Regions from separate parts of the Mus musculus genome. Here region 1 is linked to region 2. A link is a loop called in an ENCODE intact Hi-C map of the cell type or tissue named here. Cell type or tissue: gastrocnemius. All regions are shown on one strand. Each heading gives the region's core, and the rest is flanking DNA. Links, peaks and the distances in the headings are about the cores only. Region 1 holds the start of Gm41531 (a long non-coding RNA gene). Region 2 overlaps Wdr27 (WD repeat domain 27).

Region 1 (5,385 bases), core at 216-5,215, 700 kb before region 2:
TATCTTGGGTATTCTCAGTTTCTGGGCTGAGTTCGAGACTGGAAAGAGTTCGAGACTCTTTCCCACTTTCTCTTCTATTAGATTCTGTGTATCTGGCTGATCTTTCAGGACAGATGTTTCTGCCTGCCTTAGCTGCTCCTGCAGCATGGCTGGCTCCAGACAGGGGACCCTGGCTTAGGCTCCCTAGAACCTCAATGCCTGCCACACCTGCTGACTAGACCAGCAGGGAATGTGATAATATCCGCTTATCACTGTGTGCATATCAAGTGACTTCTTTTGTGATTGGGTTACCTCACTCAGGTTGATATCCTCCAGATGCATCCATTTGCCTAAGAATTTCATAAATTCATTGTTTTTAATTGCTGAGTAGTACTCCATTGTGTAAATGTATCACATTTTCTGTATCCATTCTTCTGTTGAGGGGCATCTGGGTTCTTTCCAGCTCTGGCTATTGTAAATAAGGCTGCTATGAACATAGTAGAGCATATGTCCTTATTACGAGTTGGAATATCTTCTGGGTATATGCCCAGGAGAGGTATTGCTGGATCTTCTGGTAGTACTATGTCCAATTTTCTGAGGAACTGCCAGACTGATTTCCAGAGTGGTTGTACCAGCTTGCAATCCTACCAGCAATGGAGGAGTTTTCCTCTTTCTCCACATCCTCACCAGCATCTGCTGTCACCTGAATTTTTGATCTTAGCCATTGTGACTGGTGTGAGGTGGAATCTCAGGGTTGTTTTGATTGGCATTCCCCTGATGATTAAGGATGTTGAACATTTTTTCAGGCGCTTCTCAGCCATTCGGTATTCCTCAGGTGAGAATTCTTTGTTTCGTTCTGTGCCCCATTTTTTTTAATGGGATTATCTTTACTTCATTTTCAAATTGGGTTATTTGGGTTTTTTAGGGGTTAACTTCTTAAGTTCTTTATATATTTTGGATATTAGCCCTCTGTCAGATGTAGGGCTAGTAGAGATTATTTCCCAATCTGTAGGTTGCCAATTTGTCCTATTGATGTGTTTTGGGTTTTTTGTTTGTTTGTTTGTTTGTTTTTTGTTTTGTTTGTTTGTTTTTTGCCTTACAGAAGTTATTCAGTTCCATGAGGTCCCATTTATTGATTGTTGATCTTAGAGCCTGAGCCATTGGTGTTCTGTTCAGGAACATTCCCTCTGTGCCAATGAGTTCGAGACTCTTTCCCGCTTTCTCTTCTATTAGATTCTGTGTATCTGGCTGATCTTTCAGGACAGATGTTTCTGCCTGCCTTAGCTGCTCCAGCAGCATGGCTGGCTCCAGACAGGGGACCCTGGCTTAGGCTCCCTAGAACCTCAATGCCTGCCACACCTGCTGACTAGATCAGCAGGGAATGTGCACCTGGCCGAGAAGGGTGGAACCACAGGTCCAGATCTCTGCCGACTTCCCGACCAGCTGTGTGTACCTCAGGGCCCACAGAGAGCCCAGGGATTCATGGCTGTCCCCTCTGCTCTGAATCCTATGTTCATGCCTGTTCTTTAGACCCCAGGATAAGGTGAAGGTGGTGTCGTTTGTAGGGTTTCTCTACAGGAAGCACACTTGCCACCATTGTGTTCAGGTGTGGCTTCTTATCTAGCACATTCTCAATGGCAGCCCAAAGGGCAGTCTCGGGTCCCTGCTGTACAGTACTGTGTCCCCAGAACAACACAGGACAGTCACACATGTCCACAGTCACGTGCTTCTGTCTCGAAAACCTAGCCTGCAGTTTCAGAACACCATACTTTTCATAGCACAGTGGTGGTGGTGGAGGGACAGTGTGGTCATCTGCCAATCACAAGGTATGTCTGTCCACAGAGAGGAAAGGAGTGGGCTAGAGAGAGAGGGAGGTGGAAGAGGGAAGTGAGCAAAGAGGATGGAAGGAGGGAGGGAGGGAGGAGGGAGGGAGGAAGGGAAGAGAGAAGGAGGAAGGGAGGGAGGGGAGGGGAAGGGGAGGGAAGGGGAAGGGGAGGGAGGGGAGGGGAAGGGAGGGAGAGAAGGGGGAGGGAGGAGGGAGAGAGGGAGGGAGGGAGGGAGGGAGAGAGAGAGAGAGAGAGACTCTGAGAAGGCTTGACTGCTTACAGCTGCTTTACAATGGTGATTCTGAGCTCCAGGGAGGTTAACAGACATCTTTGAGAACCGCCCTCTTCCCCACAGAGAGGCAAACAGTGTAGTAATGAAGGGGATGGTTCAGATTTTAGCCAACATTGGAAATGAATTCCAGGTGGTAGCGATGACAGGATCCACACTTTCTAGAGCATGTACTTTATTTATATATTAAGAATATGTTTCATTTGTCTAACATAATTTTGGCGTGTGAAACTGATCTTTGTGTGACGTGTTAGATGGCATTGAGAAATGCATGGGTTCTACCGGAGAGACACCCACTCTGAGGTGAAAGGGCAGCAGAGCCCTGGAACCCACGGGGAGTTGGTAGAGTCACCTGGGGTGGGTGCCGCCTGGAGGAACACAACACCCAGGACTCTGCTTCCAAAAACGAAGAGAGGGAGGGGGGAAAGGGGAGGGGGATGAGGAGAAGGAGGGGGAAGGGGGAGGGGGATGAGGAGAGGGAGGAAGGGAAAGAGGAGAGGAGAGAAGAATGAGAAGTAGAAGAAGGAGAAGGAGGGAGGGGCAGAGGGAGGGAGAGAAAGGGTGAAAGAGGAGGGGCAGATTTCTCTTCTGCTCTCTACTGCCTGGCTGTTCAGTATCTCAGAAGTCACATGCCAACCCCACCAGGGGTTTCACAGGGTGAGACAACATTCCTCTAGGAGCAAGACCCTCCCACTCCCTATTATTTATGTTATTTATATTGGTACGACTAGAACAACATAAACACCCTCCACTGGGGCAGGGGTGGGGGAATGAGTCTCTGATAAGCAAGACTGACTGGGAAGATGAACAAGGAGAAGCTATAAGGGACTCCGCAGTGTTGTCAGTCTGGGTGAACGAACAGCTGTGACTCAGGACAGTGACTCAAGCAGACCTCCAGATGGCTCTACACGGGGGCCCTGAGAGGCAGCCTCGGTTAGCAGCTGGTGATAGCCCTGAGAGTTTGCTTGTGGGTGATGATGGGAACTGTAGAGGAGAGGAGCCAGGAGTGGTATCATCTTTGAACTGTGCTAGTGGGAATGGTGTCCAGGGGGACTAGGGCTCTGCCCGCTGGCCTTGAGTTCTGTGGGTGTTGTTTGGAATCCATGTCTCCTTCCACGTGTTGCTTCTGTGGGTGGGTGCTCTTAGGCGGGGCGATAGACTCAGGCTGTGTTGCTTTACCTCAGGGAAGAGTAGATTCCTCGGGAGACTTTACTTTCTGTTTTCCCGGCTTAACTGTGAAACCAGAAGACATGCTCAGGAGCAAGACAGGGAGAAGGGGTTTCCTTTACAGGAATCTTAGCACCTCCAGCCACGTGTGTGGCCAAGGGCTAGGAAGACAGTGGTTAGCAAGTGATCCTGGGATGTAAAGTCCACAGAGGGAGAGCTTTTCACCATTTCTCTGAATTAGATTCTGCGTTCTCAGTTTCTATGAAAATCTTCAAATCCCATAACCAGGGTTCTCCGTACCACGGAGGTTACTCACACTGTGATAAAGAGAACCTTGCCTACCAATGAGATATTATCCTGACCTGGTCACCAGGGAGCTAGAAATGCTGTCCAGAGCAGTCGGGAATGATGTGCCACACATGAAATGAACCTTGCCCTCATCACTCCCAAGTGTTAGACGTGCCCTGTACCGAGGGCCATCCTCTTGGATTATATCCCAAGGAGTGCAGAACACTGGAGTAGTGCCACACATTTACTACCATCCAACCTTTGACACCATGACAGAGGTCATCCATAAAGTTCACACTAGAGAACTTCACAACTAGGGAACTAGAGAGCTACCAAAAAAAAAAAAAGTCACAAAATATATGTAGGCAAGTTTCTGTTTTGTGTTAAGATAAACAATGTAGTTTATCTTAAGGTAAAGGTGGCCATGTGTCTCATAGCTGCAGGTTGGGTGTACCTCCTGGGCCTTGAGGGGGTCTCATGGGTTGTTTAAACAGGGCACCTACACTGTTTTCAGACATGTCTCTAGGAGGAATTGATTCCTTGACGTCAGGACACCCTGCATGGGATGCAGACACCCTCTAGGTATCCCGAGGGCCAGTGTGTCCATGGGAACAGAGGCAAAGCGTCTGCCTTCAGCTCCCCAGACTTAACCACTGCATATTGCTCATGCAGGGTGGACGTGCATCCCATGCTTCTTTAAGAAAACACTCTCATTTGCTTCTCAGGACTCTTTCGAAGCTCAGAAATGCCTTACAGAGAAGTAAGTTTTCCAGCCACGGGCATCTGTTCTCTTTGTAACTCGAAGCTCATTCCTGTTCTGAGGAATTTCTGCCTGTTTGACACTTAGGACAAGTTTCCAGTCCAGACTTCTCAGGGATCCTCGGGTGGATGGGTGGACAGTCACCACTCTGTTCTGACACACAGTGTCGGCTGGGACCACAGCTCCTTCACTGCATCATACCCACTTGCAAACAGGAGCCTCTAGCCAAGTGTACATGTGTGTGCATGTGTGTGTGTGTGTGTGTGAGAGAGAGAGAGAGAGAGAGAGAGAGAGTGTACAAGTAACTGTGTGTATGAGTATGTATGCGTGGGTGTGTGTGGTGTGCATGTGTGTGAGTGGGTGGTGTCTGTGTGTGAGTGTGTGTGCGCGCGTGTGTGTGTGTGTGTGTGTGTGTGTGTGTGAACCAGAGACATACATTCAGATACTGGTGTATGCAAGTACTTCCTCACATACTCAGACAGTCGTACGTTCACTCAATTATACACTTAAGCATTGATTCATTTACCAGTTCACTCATTTATTCATCCATTTAGTCATTCATGTATTCAGTGGGGGTGGTGTGGTGTGTGTGTGCATGTGTGTGTGCCTGTATGTGTGGTGCATGTGTGAGTATGTGTACATGCAGATGTGAGTGTGTATATATGTGCATGTGTGTATGCATGTGTGTGAGTGTACATGTGGGCATGTACATAGGTAATAGGGCTTGCATTCCTTTCCTTGAAGGAACAACCCTGTTTGCGTAATATTCCAGGTTCCCCTGGTGCTGATCTGTAAGCACAAAGACCTCTGTGAACCATGTGTGTGTGTGTGTGTGTGTGTGTGTGTGTGCGCCTGCCTGTATGTGTGTGCATGTGTGTGCATCTGTGTGTGGTGCATGTGTGTGTGTATGTATGTATGTGTGTCTATGTGTGCATGTGTGTGTATGTGTGCACGTATGAGTATGTATGTGTGTATGTGCATATGAGTATCCTGTACTTATTCACTTTAATTCCTTCATTAATTCACTCACTCATTCCTTTAGCCATCCATTTTCTTACTTGACTGGGGAATGTGTG
Region 2 (5,385 bases), core at 314-5,313:
GTTAAGTCTGCTTAGCTTTCTCAGGGAGAACGACCAGCTCTTAGACAACCCTTCCTTATGTTCACATCTATTTCTATTACGCTCACAGAGGAGTAAGATCACTTGGAATCAATTTTAACAGGGAAGAGAAGAGAGTGAGCTATGTATGCACTGCCACAATCCAAGGGACAGTCCTACTACCCAGGTTCCCATCTGCCTAGGTTTGGTAACAAGGCTTGAATTAAACTGAAAAAAATTACTAAATCTAAGGCTTAAAATATGCAATTTTAGGAGCATTTACAGTCGGTAATAATAAGAGACACACACAAAAAACTTGGTATTTACTTCAATCATTCATAAAACCAAATTTAATGCTCACTTAAGAAAGTTAGAAGGCAAAAGCCGGGCGTGGTGGCACATGCCTTTAATCCAAGCACTCGGGAGGCAGAGGCAGGCAGATTTCTGAGTTCGAGGCCAGCCTGATCTACAAAGTGAGTTCCAGGACAGCCAGGGCTACACAGAGAAACCCTGTCTCGAAAAACTAAAAGAAATAAAAAAAAGTTAGAAGGCATTCTGGCTATGGCTATGGCCCTGTTCACCATACGTACGCTCCACGCTGGGAATCCGGCAGGCAGAGGTCACAGGGCGCCAGGCTCAGGATAGGGAATGTTGCTTCAGCCTCTCCCCTTTTATCCGCCTCATGTCTGCACCGGCACTGATGGTCTTCTAAAGAACAAAGTTATTCTTCTCTGACTCTTTCTGCAACCTCGCCCTTAATGTACCTTCTGTTCTCATCCCCTGTGTGTCCACGCCTGCCCCATTCTCCTCCTTCCTTTCGCAGCTGGTATTTTTACCCTCTCTTCATCCATTTTCTATGTTTCTCAAAGCTGTGCCTACAGTCACACCCTCTTCTATTAACACATGTCTACGTTACAGAGTAGGCTCCACATATGAATGAGAACATGTGCTTCTTGTCTTTCTGAGATTGTATTACCAAGACTTTGACGATCCGTCCCTTTTACTGCAAAGTCATAACTTCAGTTTTCACTTGATCTGAATAAAATTGTGTTGTGTGTATGTAAAAAAAAAAAGAGTTATTGATTATCTAAGACACAACACTGCTTAGCAATCACTAATAGAAAAGAAGAGACGCAGGGATGTTTCAGAAATTCATGTTGATAGAATGAATCATAACCCCTCGAAAGAACACTGAGACTTGGAAGACCAAGAAAAACAAGGTTAAAAACCAAAGTGCGGACTAGACTGAGTCTGTAAGGAATGGGGCTGGGGAAGAGCCTGCCAATGTAAAGAGATTAATGCCACCACTAAGATGGAGCTAAGGTGCAATAGACAACGAGTGACTGTCTATAAAAGAAATAACAAGGGGTTGGAGAATAACAAAAGAAATAACAAAAATCATGGCTTAATACATTCATGGAAAGGGAGCTATAAGGGTAGGTTAGGACTTTCTGACCTCACTGAAAAACAAATCATTTCAAACCACACAAAAATATAAGCTAAAGAAAACTACCCATAAGAACAAGCACAGGGCAGGAGAGCAATGAGGAAACTAAGTCCACACCCAACAGGTCTCAGCCTCGCTCACTTCCTTCCCTGTGACCCGTGGTGGCTGAGTGGAGCTCTGGAGGAGGCTGACATGGACGAGAGGAAGTAATTTTGTCAGCAGAGCTGGTCGGGAGCTTAGGGGAGTAGGTGCGGATGTAGACACAGGATCTGTGATCTGAGACCTGAAGGAAATTAGGTCTGCGCTGAAACTGTAACTATAGTGCACCCCCTTGGGAGACAAGGCCCCAGATCACTCAGGTGAGCCATTCCTGACAGCTGCAGGGTCTGCCCTCTTGAGCTCCTGCTTTCATGACAACCCTAGGGTTTGTGTTCTATTCTCATAGTCCCTGGGTAAGAGCCAGCCTCCAGCCTGGGGCACAAACCTATGGGGCGCAGTGGTGTCAGAGGTCAGGACCCCTGGCCTTTCCCACATCAGAAACCTCCCTTCTACTCCTTCCCACTCTGCCTGCCCCACAGAAACCCTTGTGTGTGCCCTTGAGTGCTGTGTCCATGTAGGAGGCCTATAGGGTACAAGAAGCACACCTGGCAGGCTGCACTGCTCAGCCATCATTCTTCGGGTGGTGAAAGTCTCCCTTTTCTTCCTTACGTCCACATGTGCCACACAGTGGTAGTGATGTCCCTCCATCAAACTAAAGATCCACAGCTACAAAATCAAAAAATGTGGATACAGATCTCTTTCAAGACGTGATACTCACTGCAAAAGCCAAAGGGAAGTGGGGCAGAGCACAGATAAGAGCTTCAGGTGTTCCTAGGTTCTCTCAGACACTTGGACTGCCCCAGTGCTGCTTTTAGTCGCTTCCTGAACGCTGCATCGCTCCCATGCAAGTGCTTACAGGGGGGATTTTGTCCAGAACCTTAGCTCAGACACAGCTATGATTCAGTGTCACACAGCACATGCTACAGCCTTTGAGCCATGAACATTTCTACCATGTTACTGAGTCCTAGCACCTAAGATAATGGCAGTTGAATTGATGGAAAAGAAAATTAACTGTCATAGCTCCCCAAAGTATATCTTCATCATATTTGTATCAACAGCACCTATATAAAATAAGCCTAAGGTGTTGACATTTTTTAAATCTTGAAATGTGTTTTCAGGTTTAAAATCATACAACGCTGGTGCTGACAGCTGTGCCAGCAGTTCTAACTTTTGCTCATTCAAATACTACCTAGCATTTAAAAAACATGCACGTCAGGGTCCCCTCCGCAGACCAAAGGTCCCCCAAACCCTACCACTGACATGCACAGTGGGACAAATCCTGGCACATTGCTGGTGACCACATGAAACAGAGACTCTGTACTTGTTCATGTTCTGTATGCTTGAAACTCAGATGTATCCGCACAGGGCTCTCACCTGGCCATCAGCACTGCCGGTGACCAGCTGTTGGTTTTCTTCATTGATAAGCAAATTTAGGAGAGGGTAAGCTGTATGAAAACATAGGGCATTCAGTGTGGACAGTGCTTCTTCTACTCAACTTAGCACTATTCTGAATCTTCATATCAGGAGGTGAACTTATAAATGAATACAACTTTGGAAACATTCATGAGCCAAAGGGGGAAAAAAAAAAAAAAAGGAATGCTGTCCCAAATAAGATGGTGTATATGAATTACAGCTGGCTGCTAGTGAGCCTGGCTCATCTGCTCACACTAAGCAGGCCCAGAGCAACTGTCAACAGCCTAGAGGAAGAAAGTACAGCTCGGCTAGCCCTTCAAACCAGCAGAGCAGTGCCGGCAGACTAACAACAATGGCATCGTGAACCTAGCGATAAAAACAGCAGTTAAATAGATATCTTGCTTTAAATAAAAAGGACTCCATGAAATTTAATTTTACTTCAAATATAGTTTAAAACTATCACGAATTTGGAAGAACTACATAAACAGGCTGAGAAACACTATATGTCCTAACTAAGCTGCAAATGGCATCCAAGGTGAATTTACAGAACAATGTACAATTGTGTTCCTCAAATTGTTTCACAAGATGGTCTTCAGAAAATCCAACAAAATTCCAGAAAAATGTGCTTCGTGCCAAAGCTTGGTGAACAACTGCAGGCTGTCAGCACACGATACTGTGCATGTGGGTAACCAGCCCGAAAGGCTCAATCCTGGATAAATTACGGCAGGAACTCTAGCAGGTCACCAAGACGGCTGTGTTTCTCATAAGTGGGGTTTTTATGGGGCATCTCAAAGGGAAGGAAAGCCCCCTAGCATTGGTATCTCTGCTGTCCCAGGACACTAGTGCATACATGGCAGAACATGGGGGTAAAGGGGATAGGGAGACTCCAGAAGCAACCTTGTTAGATGCAGGGAGGAAATACAGGGCCCCAGATGTCACACACAACAGCCTCCAGGCTCCAGGAGAGAGAGCCAGCCCATAGACATTGGTCACACATCTATATAATCAGGTGATGGTTCCATTTCCTACAGAAGGACAGTTTGATGAAAGCAACAGTTATCCTAGAATGTATAAGATGGACAAATGCTTACAACCTAATCCATGGACTGCATGCTGTCCAATCCTCCACTCATCGGGGAGGATGATGTCCCAGATGTTCCCAGCTCTGACCCTCTACAGGGCAGAAGAGGGCCTTGTCTCAGGCACTTTATCTGAGAGCCAATCTACTCTACATACTTACCTAAAACAGCTGCTCAGAAGCCAAATGCATATATGTACATATAAGTGTAAGTTAAAATTCTCCGAGACAGTAACTGACGTTCACCTGCTCAGTAGACAGAGGGGAATTACCTCTGTCTGGCTACACAATACACACAATTCTGAATGGCGACTTAAAGATGTGGCTGGTGACTGGCCCACCTGTCTCTGGGGCGATTCAGACCTCTGTCTGCTGCACTGTTTCTGGGGTGATAGCCACACCAGGAGAGTTCCTTCACTCTACCTGCTCAGCTAGAATGTAAAAGAGTCAGTCTTTCATTTACCTGTTAAAATGGATGAACTGTATATCAAGGATCCCACACAAAAGTCCCAGACCTGCAAACGAAAAACAGCTCATTTAAGACATAAAAATGTTGCCAGTATTGCTAACCATGAACAATAAAAATTGAACCATATAAATAATTAAAGAATTAAAATTCACATATTGAATCACTGATTATTAAAATCCAAGATTTCAGAACAATGGTAAAAACATACTGATTCCCCAAAGATGACCACCTATGGACTTGGGAGGACTCCTCCAAAGATGAGTAGCTCAGTTAAGAAGTGCCAGCATGTCCCTGGGGCTATGCCCCAATTGTAGAGGGTGACCACCTGCAGGACTGCATTCCAACCATGACAGCCACGTGTGTTTGTTGTACCCACCACCCTTTCTATGGTAGTCACAGCTCCAAGGACATTCCAAAATACCAACTCTCTTCATTTTCATGACCACCAGTAATATAAGAGGCCCCACTGTGTCTATTTGAAATATAAGAATACTGAAATGCAAAATAGTTTATCCAAGTAGGGCAACTTGGATTTCTGCCTCAACAGCTGCTAACTCCCAGTGGAAGTCACCGGTTCCATCAAATAAGTATTTTCAAATGACCATAGAATGTATTCTAACAACTTTTGTAGTTTAATACACACATGTGACTTTAAGTTTTTCTTTCAGGACAATGATAAATGTTCATCCTTTATTAATAAAATTATACTAATACTAGCTAACTTGGGACTGTTAAAAAGCGAATCTGCATTTTGCTTTACTTTTTCTGAAGCTTGGTGTAGTGCTAATGGAATCCACTTATCTGTTGGTTATTGGAAAACTTTTCAGATATACACTGCTCCCTCTAGATTTAGATTCAAGAAAAGTCCTCACAATTGTTCAA

The links. Peaks named below come from ENCODE experiments on the same cell type or tissue, not always from the same donor. Only the 100,000 strongest peaks of a DNase experiment are listed, where the experiment ranks them.
Region 1: it touches region 2 in a loop (4-fold over the local background); 4 of 42 quality-filtered maps call a loop at or near these places.

The regions. Positions count from the first base shown.
Region 1 is chr17:14,224,820-14,230,204 of GRCm38, forward strand. It overlaps Gm41531 (a long non-coding RNA gene), which reads left to right and starts at 1,265. Exons shown (of 2, transcript XR_876621.1): 1 at 1,265-1,805. In gastrocnemius, for the core only: no CTCF peak of the experiment used is centred there; no DNase peak of the experiment used is centred there.
Region 2 is chr17:14,920,172-14,925,556 of GRCm38, forward strand. It overlaps Wdr27 (WD repeat domain 27), which reads right to left. Exons shown (of 25, transcript NM_175173.3): 6 at 4,498-4,549; 7 at 2,918-2,988; 8 at 2,089-2,209; 9 at 588-705. Among named protein-coding and RNA genes, the nearest start is that of Wdr27, 20 kb to the right of the region's middle. In gastrocnemius, for the core only: no CTCF peak of the experiment used is centred there; no DNase peak of the experiment used is centred there.